Regions from separate parts of the Homo sapiens genome. Here region 2 is linked to region 1. A link is a loop called in an ENCODE intact Hi-C map of the cell type or tissue named here. Cell type or tissue: ascending aorta. All regions are shown on one strand. Each heading gives the region's core, and the rest is flanking DNA. Links, peaks and the distances in the headings are about the cores only.

The links. A loop is a pair of places that touch in the nucleus more often than their neighbours do. Peaks named below come from ENCODE experiments on the same cell type or tissue, not always from the same donor. Only the 100,000 strongest peaks of a DNase experiment are listed, where the experiment ranks them.
Region 2: it touches region 1 in a loop (6-fold over the local background); 2 of 110 quality-filtered maps call a loop at or near these places.

What each region holds. Positions count from the first base shown.
Region 1 is chr13:96,048,651-96,057,025 of GRCh38, forward strand. UGGT2 (UDP-glucose glycoprotein glucosyltransferase 2) reads right to left here and starts at 4,751. Exons shown (of 39, transcript NM_020121.4): 1 at 4,505-4,751. The coding sequence starts at 4,662. RefSeq lists an enhancer at 4,513-5,012. In ascending aorta, for the core only: no CTCF peak of the experiment used is centred there; DNase peaks (open chromatin) are centred at 4,501, 4,911 and 6,028; H3K4me3 peaks cover 2,511 bases; H3K27ac peaks cover 1,877 bases.
Region 2 is chr13:96,812,525-96,820,899 of GRCh38, forward strand. The region is part of intron 1 of HS6ST3 (heparan sulfate 6-O-sulfotransferase 3); the gene reads left to right. Among named protein-coding and RNA genes, the nearest start is that of LINC00359, 170 kb to the right of the region's middle. RefSeq lists an enhancer at 4,277-5,034. In ascending aorta, for the core only: a CTCF peak has its summit at 5,021 (motif pointing left); a DNase peak (open chromatin) is centred at 3,937; H3K4me3 peaks cover 845 bases; H3K27ac peaks cover 1,721 bases.

The sequences.
Region 1 (8,375 bases), core at 214-8,213:
GATATCACTACCAATCCCACAGAAATCCAAACTACCATCAGAGAATACTATAAACACCTCTACGCAAATAAACTAGAAAATCTAGAAGAAATGGATAAATTCCTGTACACATACACCCTCCCAAGACTAAACCAGGAAGAAGTTGAATCCCTGAATACACCAATAACAGGCTCTGAAATTGAGGCAATAATAGCCTACCAAACAAAAAAAGTCCAGGACCAGACAGATTCACAGCCAAATTGTACCAAAGGTACAAAGAGGAGCTGGTACCATTCTTTCTTAAACTATTCCAATTGATACAAAAAAAGGGAATCCTCCCTAACTCATTTTATAAGGCCAGCATCATCCTGATACCAAAGCCTGGCAGAGACACAACAAAAAAAGAGAATTTTAGACCAATATCCCTGATGAACATCAATGCAAAAACCTCAATAAAATACTGGCAAACCAAATCCAGCAGCATCTCAAAAAGCTTATCCACCATGATCAAGTGGGCTTCATCCCTGGGATGCAAGGCTGTTTCAACATATGCAAATCAATAAACATAATTCATCATATAAACAGAACCAAAGACAAAAACCACATGATTATCTTAATAGATGCAGAAAAGGCCTTTGACAAAATTCAACAGCCCTTCATGCTAAAAACTCTCAAATTAGGTATTGATGGGACATATCTCAAAATAATAAGAGCTATTTATGACAAATCTGCAGCCAATATCATACTGAATGGGCAAAATCTGGAAGCATTCCCTTTGAAAACTGGCACAAGACAAGGATGCCCTCTCTCACCACTCCTATTCAACACAGTGTTGGAAGTTCTGGCCAGGGCAATCAGGCAGGAGAAAGAAATAAAGGGTATTCAATTAGGAAAAGAGGAAGTCAAATTGTCCCTGTTGGCAGATGATATGATTGTATATTTAGAAAACCCCATCATCTCAGCCCAAAATCTCCTTAAGCTGATAAGCAACTTCAGCAAAGTCTCAGGATACAAAATCAATGTACAAAAATCACAAGCATTGCTCTATGCCAATAACAGACAAACAGAGGGCCAAATCATGAGTGAACTCCCATTCACAATTGCTTCAAAGAGAATAAAATACCTAGGAATCCAACTTACAAGGGATGTGAAGGACCTCTTCAAAGAGAACTACAAACCACTGCTCAAAAAAATAAAAGAGGACACAAACAAATGGAAGAATATTCCATGCTCATGGATAGGAAGAATCAGTATCGTGAAAACGGCCATACTGCCCAAGGTAATTTATAGATTCAATGCCATCCCCATCAAGCTACCAATGACTTTCTTCACAAAATTGGAAAAAACTACTTTAAAGTTCATATGGATACAAAAGAGAGCTCGCATTGCCAAGACAATCCTAAGCAAAAAGAACAAAGCTGGAGGCATCACGCTACCTGACTTCAAACTATACTATAAGGCTACAGTAACCAAAACACCATGGTACTGGTGCCAAAATAGAGATATAGACCAATGGAACAGAGCAGAGCCCTCAGAAATAATACCACACATCTACAACCATCTGATCTTTGACAAATCTGACAAAAACAAGAAATGGGGAAAGGATTCCCTATTTAATAAATGGTGCTGGAAAAACTGGCTAGCCATATGTAGAAAGCTGAAACTGGATCCCTTCCTTACACCTTATACAAAAATTAATTCAAGATGGACTAAAGACTTAAATGTTAGATCTAAAACCATAAAAACTCTAGAAGAAAACCTAGGCAATACCATTCAGGACATAGGCATGGGCAAGGACTTCATGTCTAAAACACCAAAAGCAATGGCAACAAAAGCCAAAACTGACAAATGGGATCTAATTAAAGTAAAGAGCATCTGCACAGCAAAAGAAACTACCATCAGAGTGAACAGGCAACCTACAGAATGGGAGAAAATTTTTGCAATCTACCCATCTGACCAAGGGCTAATATCCAGAATCTACAAAGAACTTAAACAAATTTACAAGAAAAAAATTAAACGACCCCATCAAAAAGTGGGTGAAGGATATGAACAGACACTTCTCAAAAGAAGACATTTATGCAACCAACAGACACATGAAAAAATTCTCATCATCACTGGCCATCAGAGAAATGCAAATCAAAACCACAATGAGATACCATCTCACACCAGTTAGAAGGGCGATCATTAAAAAGTCAGGAAACAACAGGTGCTGGAGAGGATGTGGAGAAATAGGGACACTTTTACACTGTTGGTGGGACTGTAAACTAGTTCAACCATTGTGGAAGACATTGTGGCGATTCCTCAAGGATGTAGGACTAGAAATACCATTTGACCCAGCCATCCCATTACTGGGTATATACCCAAAGGATTATAAATCATGCTGCTATAAAGACACATGCACACACATGTTTATTGCGGCACTATTCACAATAGCAAAGACTTGGAACCAACCCAAATGTCCGTCAATGATAGACTGGATTAAGAAAATGTGGCACATATACACCACGGAATACTATGCAGCCATAAAAAAGGATGAGTTCATGTCCTTTGTAGGGACATGCATGCAGCTGGAAACCATCATTCTCAGCAAACTATCACAAGGATAGAAAACCAAACACCTCATGTTCTCACTCATAGGTGGGAACTGAACAATGAGAATACTTGGACACACAATGGGGAACATCACACACCAGGGCCTGTTGTGGGGTTGGGGGAGCGGGGGATAGCATTAGGAGATACACCTAATGTAAATGATGAGTTAATGGGTGCAGCACACCAACATGGCACATGTATATCTATGTACCTGCACGTTGTGCACATGTACCCTAGAACTTAAAGTATAATAATAAAAAAAATAGCTGGGACTTAATTAAACTAAACAGCTTTTGCACGGCAAAAGGAATAGTCAGCAGAGTAAACAGACAACCCACAAAACGGGAGAAAATCTTCACAATCTATACATCTGAAAAAGGATTAATATCCAGAATCTACAAGGAACTCAAATCAGCAGGAAAAAAAAAACAGTCCCATCAAAAAGTGGGCTAAGGACATGAATAGACAATTCTCAAAAGATATATAAATGGCTAACATGAAAAAATGCTCAACATACTAATGATCAGGGAAACACAAATCAAAACCACAATGCGATACCACCTTACTCCTGCAAGAATGGCCATAATAAAAAAATAAAAATAAATAATAGATGTTGGCGTGGATGCAGCGAACAGGGAACACTTCTACACTGCTGGTGGGAATGTAAACTAGTATAACCACTATGGAAAACAGTGTGGGGAGTCCTCAAAGTACTAAGAGTAGATCTACCATTTGATCCAGCAATCCCACTACTAGGTATCTACCCAGAGGAAAAGAAGTCATGAAAAAGATAGTTGCACAAGTATGTTTATAGCAGCACAATTCACAAGTGCAAAAATGTGGAACCAATCCAAATACCCATCAATCAACGAGTGGATAAACTGTGGCATATATATGATGGAACACTACTCAGCCATAAAAAGGAATCAATTAATGGCATTCACAGCAACCTGGATGAGATTAGAGACTATTATTCTAAGTGAAGTAAGTCAGAAATGGAAAACCAAATATAGTATGTTCTCACTGATATGTGGGAACTAAGCTATGAGGATGCAAAGGCATAAGATTGACACAATGGACTTCGGGGACTCGGGGGAAAGGTTGAGAAGGGAGTGAGGGATAAAAGACTACAAATTGGGTGCAGTGTATATACTGATGGGGTGATGGGTGTACCAAAATCTCAGAAATCACCACTAAAGAACTTACTCATGTAACCAAACACCACCTGTTCCCCAATAAACTATAGAAATGAAAAAAAAAAAGAACTTTTAGCATCAAATACATGAACTTATGTGGAGTCATGGAGTCTCTTTTTAGGGACACACACTGTTGCTGTGGTGAACAGCCATTAAGTCATTGGTGTAAAACTTCATTTTTGCTAAGAGAAAGAACTTTCTAATTTTACTCAACTAGAATACTAAAGGGCAAAATGCAATAGCTACAAGTTTTGTTCTGCAGAGTAAATGACAGGTCATGAACTAATTCCGTTGGAAGAGATACAGGAAAAATATTACCTTGCAGGAAGCTGCCCTCCCCATAGTAAGCCTAGGAGCTGATGGTATGATGTCATCATTACGAAACTAGGTACTTTAAGCACTGTCTGAACAGAACTGCCTACCCCAGTAGAAGCTCTTGCGTTAAGTGCCACGCGTAAATGCTAATACATCCCAACGTATTAAAGCAGGGCAGGGAAGCTTTAAAAATCGTAGGTAAAGTAAGACTGAGGGGGAAAGGAACTGCAAGTGAGTGCTGCACGGGAACCGAGAAGCCGCCCCGGGTCGGGAAGGAAGGAGGTGGTGATGCTCAGGGCCAGAGCGGGGGCGTCTGGAGAACCCGGGTGGGAGCCAGACACCCGCTGCGAGCACGAAGAAAGCGCGGCTGAGGGTGGCAGCGCGCCCACACCCGCCCGGACGAGGGCCCGGCCCGCACCCACCTTGCCTCCAGCAGCAGCGGGGTCTCGGGCCACTTCGCGGCCAAGTGGGCAGTCACCGACTTGGACGCGGCGACCGTCCCGGAGCCGAGCTGCGAAAGCCACAGCGCTGTGGAGCCTAGTAGCAGCCGCACCACGTTCGTGGCTTTCGCTGGCGCCATGGCACGGAGAGAAAAGCGCGAGTCCCTCGGACCCGGTACCCACAGTCTGTGGCCGCCACGCTTCGGCCGGCTCTTCCCGCTGCGCGGCTGCCCACTTCCGGTGGGAGGAGCTCGAGTCCGTTACTGGGTGCCGGGTCCAGACCGGCGCATGCGTGTCCCGCTCCGGCGCGGTTTAGTGGGTGCGGCCTGGAGAGCCCACGCCAGCCGGACACTGGGCCACGTCGGAGCCGCCGGGGCGGCGCCGGGTTGCTGAGCGGCGTCACAGATGCTCCCGCGGGTCCGCTCCCGCGGGTCCATTCCCAGGACTTTGGGTTCTCGGACAGAGGCCTTAGGACACGGGGCGGGAAGCTGGCTCTCCAGACCGAACTAGGGCTCTGGAGTTGCCAAAATCTGGAAGCAAAGTCAGGACCACTTGCATATTGTCCACCTTTTACATAGGAGGAAAATAAGTCCAGTTAAAGTTGAAGTCCCCACCTCACGCAGTTCTCAAGTGTTACTACAGGTTGGAATCACCTGGGAGAGCTTTTATAAGGCCGCCGCCAAGGCCACGCCCCGTACCTGAGAATCTCGGGAGGGGGGGTGAGATGCGGCATCAGTAGTATTAGTTAAAATCCGCAGGCCGGGCGCGGTGGCTCACGCCTGTAATCCCAGCACTTTGGGAGGCCGAGGCGGGCGGATCACGAGGTCAGGAGATCGAGACCATCCTGGCTAAAACGGTGAAACCCCGTCTCTACTAAAAATACAAAAAATTAGCCGGGCGTAGTGGCGGGCGCCTGTAGTCCCAGCTACTTGGGAGGCTGAGGCAGGAGAATGGCGTGAACCCAGGAGGCGGAGCTTGCAGTGAGCCGAGATCCCGCCACTGCACTCCAGCCTGGGCAACAGAGCGAGACTCCGTCTCAAAAAAAAAAAAAAAAAAAAAATCCGCAGGTGATTCCAGTGTCCAATCATGTTAGGAAACCCGTGACTTACGGGTGGCTCTCAAACTTTAACCACTTGCTTGTTAAAACACTGCAGAGTGGTGGGCCTCCCCACAGTGTTTCGGATTCAGTAGAGCCCTTGCGGGGGCCGAGAACTTGCATTTTATTTCTCCCAAGTTCGCAGATAATACTAGTGGCTAGAAATCACACTGGAGCCTTTTCCATTGGAAGGTGTGGTCCAGGGTAGGCTTCAGCTGTGAGCTCAATGGAAATGCAGAAGCTCAGGCCCCGCCCCAGACCTAATGAATCAAGATCTCCAATTTAACGGGAACCACAGGTGATTCCTATGCACAGGAAAGGTGGAGAAGAGTGATTTAGAGGATTACATTTAAAAGTGCACAGAAAAGTGCCAATAAGCCTGAGCATGGTGGCTCACGCCTGTAGTCCCAGCACTTTGGAAGGTCGAGGCGGGAAGGTAGCTTAAGCCGAGGAGGTAGAGGCTGCAGAAAACGGTGATTGCGCCACTGCCCTCCAACCTGGGCGAAAGAGGGAGACCGTGTCTCAAAAAAACAAACAAACAAAAGGCCAATACGTGATAGTTGTTTTGTCAGAGTAAAATATATGGTAAAAGAGTTTAGCGGATGCACGGATTCATTGCTTTTTTTCTCTCCTGTTACTCCTTTGCCCTGCAGGGAAGCTGGATCTCTTGAAGTTGCGGAAACATAGTCATTCCCTTTTTTCGTTTCATTTGCTTAGTCAGTACCCTTCCTTAGAAAACCCTATTCCGCTAAGCAGTTCCACGAATTTCCAGAATAATTTCTCACTTCCAAAGTTTAGCCTTCATTTCCTGATTTATCCTACTTGGTATGATCTATCCTTACTTTAAATTTCCTCTTTATTGTAACTGCCATATAGCACTTAAGTTCTCACTTTAATACTTGAGTACGCTACTTACTTATTTCTCCTGTGAGAGATAGTATATTCCCCCAGAACTCATGCCTTGTTCATCTTTGGCATCCCGTGCAGTACCTAGCACAATACTTCACATTCACATGTTATTTGGGGACTCCATGAAGATTGAAGAACCCTTGCTTTATGGAAAGAATGTAGAAAGCTAAGGCAAATGCACTTCATTTCTATCCATAGTGTATACGAGAAAAATACATTACGAATCTTTCACAATTATTTGCTTTAATTAACTCCCCATTTCCACTCATATTTAGACCGAAATTTTTATTGAGATTGTGGGATTAAGGAAATAAAATATTGACAGTGAATGTCTTACATGTCAGCATATCCAATGGACTGCAAATCTTTAAGAAATAATTGGCCATATAAAAGGCACATTAAATAGACTATTAAAGGACACTAATAAAATGTATATTAGTAAAAATTTCACTATATGTGAGTTCAGAATAGTGAGAATGCTCATTTCTCTTTTAAAGAGAATAAAATTAATCTAATCTAGGCCATCTATGAATATATTTGTTATACATTTTATCTTACATGGTGTTCTCCTAGAAATTTTAATTTGAAACATTCCTCAGAATGATGATCCCCAAGCTTGTTTCCCCATCTACAGAGCAAAAGGATAAGACAATGTGATATTTAAGATTCCTTCTATATGTGATTCCTATGTGCAGATAAAAAAATACTAAAATGCAAAAATTGAGTAAATTAGCAAAGTCCACTCCAGTCAGTGGAGTAGCAAAGTATTTTAAAATCCACTATCAATAACCCTTTGGCACAGATTGGCTTTGAACTACGGACCTAACTCTACCTAAGTCTTTTTAGCAAAATACAATACAAAAGTTATTCACTGCAGGATAAAAGGAATAAAATTGATGAAGGTAGCAGTTTCTATCATATGTGGAAGAAGTGATTAATGAGTGCTTTATAATAAGAATCTTGTGTTTAACAGAATAAATCATCTTGAATTTAATGATATGTATTTAATGATAATAATGGCATGACATGAGTACAAAGTTACTGCCAAATTATTGCATTATATAATAAAATTTTAATTTTCTAAGCCTACATAAAATCCAGTGGGTGAACTCACTTTTAAAAGTATTATTCTGTAGGTTTTCCAGATTTCCCTTATAAGAAAGACCCTATTCTCCTATTCTCGTTTTATTATTAAAAGATCTTTTGTCCTGGCGTGGTGGCTCATGCTTGTAATCCCAGCACTTTGGGAGGCCGAGGCAGGTGGATCGCGTGTGGTCAGGAGTTTGAGACCAGCCTGGCCAACATTGTGAAACCTCATCTCTACTAAAAACACGAAAATTAGCGGGGTGTGATGACAGGTGCCTGTAGTCTCAGCTACTCAGGAGGCTGAGGCAGGAGAATCACTTGAGCCCAGGATGCAGAGGTCGCAGTGAGCCGAGATTGCACCACTGCACTCCAGCCTGGGCAACAGATGGGACTCCATCTCAAAAATAAATAAATTAAATTAAAGATCTTTTTCTTTTTCTTTTCCTTTTTTTCTTTTTTGATATAGATTCTCTCTCTGTCACCCAGGGTGGAGTTGTTTTTTTTGTTTTTTTGTTTTTTTGTTTTTTTTTTTTTGATATAGAGTCTCTGTCGCCCAGGTTGGAGTGCAGTGGTTCTCTTGAGTAGCTGGGACCACAGGCACATGCCGCCATGCCTGGCTAATTTTTTGTATTTTCTGTAGATGTGGAGTTTCACCATGTTGCTCAGGTTGGTCTTGAACACCTGGGCTCAAACGATCTGTGCACCCCTGCCTTTCAAAGCGTCGGGATTACAGACATGAGCCACCGTGCCTGGATATTATTT
Region 2 (8,375 bases), core at 96-8,095, 760 kb after region 1:
TTGACTCTTAAAATAACCTTCCAACACTTTTTTCCTCCTCACTAGCACAAAAAGACAATGATGATCTATCTGCACAGAACGGCAGTTTGCCTAACAATTATTAGCTTGCTAGCAGTTACATTTTCTTCTTCAAGCTTTGAGATCTTTGTTACTCCACCTCCTAAGTGAAACTGTTCCCATTATAAAGTTGTCAACCCATTATGGCATCTTTTCCTGTTTTAGATATGAGGAATTATTTTTGTATTTAAAAATCAACACACACACACACACACACCCCTTAGGCTTTGGTGTTGGGCCTATCTTTGGTAACTGGGAACATATCTTTGATACCCAGCTTAGGATTTGCTGAAAAGCTCCATGTTTTCAGTGACTCTTGGTTATTTGAGCCTGGGGAAGTCTGTTGTAGGATTATCAGCTTCCTATCATGAGAGCGTCTGAGGACAGAGACTTGGGATGGCAGGGCCTGCTTCCTGCTATGCTCTCGTCTGATCACAGTACCTGTGGGATCAGCACTCTCTGCCCTCTAATCCTATCTCTCATCTGGCAGAGGAACTGTATTTAAAGCGCTTGCTTTTGAGACAGTTGGGTATCAAGATCAATTTTGCAATTTACTTTCAGAAGGATAGCAGCCTAAGTAGAGGTTTACAAAGCCCACAGATATCTTAGAATCTGACAAAAAGGAGTAAAAGCAAAAATAGGACAGAAAATGTTAAAAACACAGAAAAATAGTCTGGTATAAACTCTGTATTCAATTTTAGGAGAATCTGCCCCACAAAATGTTACTTGGACTGAATGGAAGGGTATCAAAGGGCCTCAACATGCAGCTCTTCTTCCTGAGAAGGATAAACGCCATCTGCGTACCCCACCACTAACATTGTCACTGAACAAGGAATGAGACCCTGGGGCACAGCCTCCCCACTGGGGTTCCACTCTACTCCTGCCTCTGATATGTAGGAGCCCAACATGTATTTGTTACTCAGTGAATAAAAGCTTTATGTCTTTCTCTATCACGCAGCAATATATTGACTCTCCACTGTGGAAAATGAGGAAATTCTTGCGTCTTTACTTCCCTTGACAACCCCTCAGCTCACTCTATGCCCAGCGTCTACTGGCCTTATCTTCACTCTGTAAGGCTTTTGAACATTCACATCTGGCCTTCAATGTAGCATAGACTTTTGAACTTGTTGTCTAGGATGACTCTAAAAATCAAAAAGCCAATAAACAACATACATAATGTGACCCTGTAAATACTCACAAATGATGTGATTGAACTCACAAACAAAAGAATAGACACAGGTTCCTCTAACCCATGCCAAGGTCAAACGGATTCTACTCTCTTACATTTCTAGTCCTTAAAATAATGCCACATTTTAGTTTGCATCACAGATGGTTGTAACTTTCTCTTTCAGCTTTTTGTTTCTTCTAGGAGTTGCTAATTGTCTTTTATCTTATGGAGAGAATAATTCTATGACTCTTTCATTATTATTATTTAAAATATTCAATCCGTGAATTCTGGTATCTATTGAAAGGTGAAAAATTTGCTCTCCTGTATGTTTCCTTAAAAATATCTGAATTGTCATCCTTGTAAATCTTTTCCTTGCAGACTGTGTTAATTCCAGGGTCTTAGATCCCATCTCTTTTTTATGGATTCCTTCTTATTTATATTAGAATGCTTTTTCAAATACAGTCCTTTTTTCCACAGAGTGCAAAGAAAGCAAATACTCTGATTGTATTACTATTTTTTATTTTACTTATACACTTAATTGATAATTTGGCTAGGTATAAAATTCAATGTTTAAAATAATTTTCCCTCAAAAATTTGAAGCTACTGATTCATTATTTCTAGTCTTCAGAGTTCTGATGAGAAAATCGTGGCGAGTTGATTTTTATTCCATATATCTAATCTCTTTTCAGGTTCTTCCTCTCTGGAAGCATTTGGATCTTGTCTTTATCTTTGGGGTTTTAACATTTCATTCAGACCCCTTAAATTCATTTAGGCCTTTTCAATTTCAATGCACAGTTTTTTAGACTTAGGAAATAGTCTAATTTTACTTTTATTATTTCTTCTCTTTTGGTTTCGTTTCTCTTTGCTCTCTATTGGGGATTTTTTTCAAGATGGATATTGGACATACAGATTCCATCTCCTTGTCTCTTACATTAATTTCTCATATTTTGCATGTCTTTCCCCTTCCCTTTCATATCTGACAAGTTGCCGGGTCCCCACTATTTGTCTTACCTATTGGTTTATTTTCAGGCTTGTCATATATGAGTATAAATTAGTTTCTAAGAACTTCTACTTTTTTTCTCCTGTTCTGTTGTGGTTTAATAGATCACATAATGGATAGTCATCAGGATAATCATAATAATATTTTTAAAGTTGTCTTGTGTTTCTCAAATATTTAGTATTCTTGACAGTCCATTTATATTTATTGAAAAGACTCAGTTTATTAATGTGTGCAGCTAGTGCCGGTCCCTTCTTTCATTACATTCATCTGTCTCTCCAATAAAGATATACCTTGTTTTCATTTCTTATGGCCACAGTGACAAAAGTACCACTAACTGGGTGGCTTCAACAGCAGTTTATTCTCTCATAGTTCTGGAATCTGGAAGTCCAAGATCAAGATGTCAGCAGGGTTGGTTTCCTCTGAGGGTGGGAGACACCGTGCCAGGCCTCTTCTCTTTCGTCTGGAAGTCTCAGCTGTTTTTTGCCTTGTAGATGGGGTTCTCTGTATCTTCACATTGTCTTCACTCCACATATATTTGTCTCTATGTCCACATTTCCCCTCTTTATGAGGACACCAGTCATATTGGATCAGGGCCCACTCTAATGACCTCACCTTAACCTGATTTTCTGCAAAGACCCTATTTCCAAGAAAGGTCATATTCCCAGGTATGGGGCAGTGGGGTGGTGGTTAGAACTTCAACATCTTTTTTTCGGAACGGACACAATTCAACCCGTAACATCTCTCAGTGGGAGAACAATGATGGATTTTGTGTTGATTGGTAAAAATCAGCAGTTGGGCTGGTCAGTACTTCATTGAGAAAGACTAGTCTTCTGAAGCCTCACCCCTAACTAACCCCACCCATCATAGCAGATCATTTAATCACTCAATTTCTTTAGAGAGCAGTTGTCTGATAAAATACTATTGTGACCAGATGCACTACGAAAGGGGAAGGATGGTACAGGAGGGGTCCACTTATTCTCTTTAAAACACCAACCTTTGCCTTCTGCTTAAAGGAGAGGAATTCCTTCTCTTTATAACTTTAAGTTATTTAAGTTTTTTAAGGTCAAAATGTATTTTAAAGAAATGTACTTAAACTTGACTAGATATGCTGTGTTCAAAGCCACAATCCCCCATGAGCCGCTAAGAATCTGGAGGTTTCTACCTGTGGAATGCCTGTCCATCTCCTTCAGGGGTCTGCCTAAGTCCTAGCTGCCCTTAGAAGGGGCAGGGCTCTGAATGGGAATTGAGCAGAAGGTCCTTGTCTGTACATACTAGCCCTAGACTAAATTTAAATCCCCAGATCGTGGCTGCAATGTTCTAACAAGGAAGGCCTCACATATCCTGATGGTGCTTGAATGACAGCAACACTCTAGATAGATGCTGGAAAGCACAAAGGTGACTTGCAATGTGATTAAAAGGAAGGTTTTCAATGGAAGGGTTCAATGGAAGGCCAGACCTGAAAACAACAAAACAGGGCTGTTACTAGAATTCCAGAAGTCACCTTTGGAAATTCTAAAGAGAAATGACTGAGGCAAATTAAGAGGGGCTACTGCTCTGTAAACTGGGAATGAAACTTGAGGGTACCAGTGACTCTAAAAGTCCTAAGCCAAAAGTCTATGCAGTTTACATCAACGTTTGGTTCACGTTGTACTGGGGGGCATTTGCCAAGCAAAGTAGGATTTCACAACAGAAGAATTTGCTGTCCCAGAACATGTCTCTTGGGAGCCTGAGTGAGAACACTGGCCTTCCTGAGCCAGGGATTTGTTTAACAACAGTGATTCATAATTTCAACAACCAAAATGAATGTGGAAGCATGATGCGTGAAGACCCTGATTATGAGGGACAATCGTGCTGCCCTGTTCTCCCTGACCCCTCTTCAGGAGAGCCAGCTGTCCAGGGGAAAGGTATCACATCCCCCACATGCCACAAAAGTGCTCCTGCCCAGTGGCAGACCTATGCTCAACTTTCCTTGGGATGATTTTCTCATTAGATTAGAGAAAAGGCAGTTGTCAAAAAGCCATTTCACATCAGCGCTCCAAGAGGCTTTCTGAGTTTGTGCAAAGATTATTTGGGTATTTGAACTACTCTGATATAATGTTTTTGGGGCATTTCTGTTCCTCCATTTTCCCTTTGATAAGGGTGCTAGGTCGTGTTCTCTCTTCTGCTGGAGATGCGATTCCCGTCTGTCCTTATTCTGCCCAGGTGTGGTACGAGATTCTACCCCTATCTACTGGGTTGAACAGAAAATTAAAACGCCCTCTTGAATTCCAAGTGCCTTTTGTGGTTCAGGCTGTAAACACCATCAGCACCATCAGGCTCTCAGCATGAGTTAAATACCTCCAGAACTAATGGCTGTCGCAACTTCCCGCTGCCCCCAGAAAGGGTCATTGCATTTTAACTGCTGTGTCACCCTCCATGGCTGTTTGGGGGGTGCACGATGTAGGAGAAGGAGGCAGACAGCCTTTAAAATCCATCGGAGGTCAATGTATTCCATTATATACACAGTGCTTCACATTCAGTTTTAACCTTTGGTGAAATTTGCAGTGTTGGGATTTTTTATGCTAGAGTGGACGCAGGAAATCACAGGTGCAACTAATTTCAGCTTTGACTTACAATCACTGTGGGCCCCTTGAATTTTTATATGAAATTCTCTCTTTAGCTTGAATGTAACGTGTCAGAAGTCTGTAGCTTGTCTCTGTAATATACATTAATAGGTAATATTGATTTGTGGAAATTAATTACTAGAAAAATAGTTCTCAGCACTTAACTAGTGTTTGGGAAGATTCGAGAGCCCCCTTGTGGCTATAATCTTCCTTAACTGAAAATCAATGAAAAGCTTTTAGCTGGTTTTTTGTTGGATTTTTGTTGATGGGTCTTCCCCTCCCCACCTTTTTCTTTTGGTTGCAGTTGTTTGCTTGCTTTATGTGTATGCTTTGAATTGTTTTTCATTTAGATTAGCTCCAATATAACACGTCATTTCAAGAAAACACACAGAGATAGCAGCAGATGTCAGCAACAGGTGACCTTTTTTTCTGCTTATCACCAAGAGAAATAATCAACACAAAGGGGCATGTTTAGGGAAGTTCACTAAGAAGGGAAATTACAGTTGTGTTATTCTGTTGCTTAAGGGATGCGCCCCCTCCCAACACACCATTTTAATCATGTATTGATTGCACAAATGAAAAAGCCACCTCTTGTAGCCCTAAGCTACATTTACTTTGAAAGTCTTAAAGATTATTTTATCAGATTTACATATAGCCATGAAAAGTGGGATAGTGTCCCCATTTGAGTGTTTTAAAATCTCTAAGAAATGAATGTTGAAAGCTATTACCTCTGGAAGCTTCAATCATGCCTGAAGAAAAATATTTGCAACTTAAGGTCAGTGCTCCACACTTGAATTGATGAAGAGAACACCCAAGGCAAAGTTTAAACAGAACGAATTGATTTTTTTCTGGGAGACTTAAATTATCATGCATATATTTTTCTAAATGTCTGTCGTTGCTTTATTAATTAGGCAGAATTGCAGCTTCGGAGCCACTGCAGCTGAAAGATCCCATTGAATGTCCATGTGCTAAGCTGGGCTTCTGGAAGAAACTCATGCTAATTATCGTCAATAAGTGGATTTTGAAGAGAACCTGATTAGGGCTCTGCATTATTTCCAGCATAATTTGGTTTTCCCTAGATTAGTTTATGGACTGACACTGGCCTCTAGTCACAAATGAGTTACTAGCCCTGCTTGTTGTTCCTAGCATGGAGAAAAATATCGTGGGTGGGAGCTGAAGAACAAAAAGAGAAGCAAAAATGAAAGACAAAAGCCTTGGTGTTTGGGCCTGGATAAAATACATGAAAGTTAAAGATGGTATCTGTTTCCTATTTTGTCTTCAATGCACAGGCGCAATTAGCAAAAATCTTAGTTACAACACTTGGTTGGGAGTGAGAGAGGAGACTAGTGCACAGGTAATGCTAGCCAAGGTGAAGTGTTGAGCAGCAACCACTTTACTCTTTAGAAGCTGTGGAAAATTCCAAGCTCCCACACTATCCTTCTTGGTCTTTTCTTGATATAGAGCTTTTGCAATGTGCAAGTTCCTTTCAGAATATTCATAAAAGTCTACAAGGGTTGTATCAAAAGAACTCCACATCCATATTGAATAAACTCCCACTAGCCAAAAATTGGATAAATTGAGGATCAATAAGGATCATGACTACAGTGTGTTGAAACTTCTTAAGTATATTTAGATTCATGAGCTTATGGGATACTAAAACAAACAAACAGCAATAAAAATCCCCTTTGGGGGAGACTGTAAGAAAGCAACCCACTATTTTGAAAACTAGTAAGTAAAATGAATCAAACATTCATTTGCCTTTCCTATGTGAACTCTACCTCAGGATGCCAAATAGTTGATAAGGGAAAGTTTCTTTTTATAGAGGCATTCCAGCTAATAAATGAAAAAAGAAATGACAGAATAAGACTTTCACCATTTTGCAACCCCCTTCTGGATGAACATCAGTGGCCACTGCCATCAGAAAAAAAGAGACCCCAGACTTTATTTACCTCCAGACTGAAGTCTGGAACACTACCTACTTAGAAATGAGTGTATTATTTAAGAATGATTCTTCCATAATCAAAAAACATACCAGAAGGCATATCCATATTCTGGCATTTCTGGCTCATTCTCCTGGGTCTCCTTTTTCAGTTGATTTCAAAGAAAAAAATGAGCTAATATCAGTGAAACCTCCCAACTTGTAGAATAAAGCGTTAATTTTGTGTTTTCTTTCTAATTCTTAACTATGAGCAAAATAAGACGGTGTTGGGTAGTCAATTGATGACTCAGCACCTTAAGGTCAGGCCACGCAGTGTACCATTATATCATAAGCACCTCGCATAGTGTTTCTCATGAGACACAGAACCAACACGTGTATTTAAACAAGCAAACTAAATGAGCACAGGAGTTGAAGTAAGAAAAAAAGAAGTCCCAGCTCTACTACTTTTTACTTGTTGACCTTAAGAAAATCCTTGTATATGGCCAGGCACAGTGGTTCACACCTGTAACCCCAGCACTTTGGGAGGCTGAGGTCGGTGGATCACCTGAGGTCAGGAGTTTGAGACCAGTCTGTCACATGGTGACAGACCAGTCAGTCACATGGTGAAACCCCCATCTCTACTAAAAATACAAAAATTAGCCAGGCATGGTGGCAGACGCCTGTAATCCCAGGTACTTGGGAGGCTGAGACAGGTGAATCATTTGAACCTGGGAGGCAGAGTTTGCTGTGAGCCGAGATCGTGCCACTGCACTCCAGCCTGGGCAATAGAGTGAGACTCTGTCTCAAAAAATAAAAAAAAAAAAGAAAAATGCTTGGATATCTCTGAGCATCAGTTTTCTCATCTGTAAAAGTGGACGAAGAATCTTTCCTTTGCTGTCTCTGATATAATCTTGTTATATCAGAGGATCAAGAAGGATCAAATGAAATAATGGATGAAGAAAGTAGTTTGAAAACTTAAAAAAGTTAGACAAATAAAAATTTGCTTTAGGTTGTTTTTTAAATATTCATTAATACATCTTGTTTAATATTTGAAATTTCACTCTATTTGGACAGTTTATGAGGCTCTAATAATCATGGAGAAGGGAGAACGCTGAAGTGCGGAGTGTGTATATAAATGGTGAGGCTCTAATAATCTTGGAGTTTATGAGGCTCTAATAATCATGGAGAAGGGAGAACGTTGAAGTGCGGAGTGTGTATATAAATGGTGAGGATCTGCTAGGTATCAGCTACTGCCGGGCCCTTTATATTCACTTCTTATTCAATAATTCCCACAACCCTATGAAGTAAGTACTGATACTTCAGCTGTTTAGGTGAGGAAACTAAGGCTCCCAGAGGTCAAATAAGCTAACCAAGTCACGCTGAAAGCGAGGTGGGTTTAACGTTGGAACTCGAATCTGTCTGACTTCAAACCTATTTTCTTTTCACTCCATATAAAGTGAAGTTCCCAACATTCTTGAAATTATGCACTCATGCTTTGTCCAAATGAGCACAGTTTGACTTGTACTTTTCTTAAATCTCTTCCTGAATACAGGCTTTGGGACAGCCAACTTCAGGATTCAGCAACCTTCTCTGAACACTTTTCTGAGTCTTCATAGCATTGTATTCAAG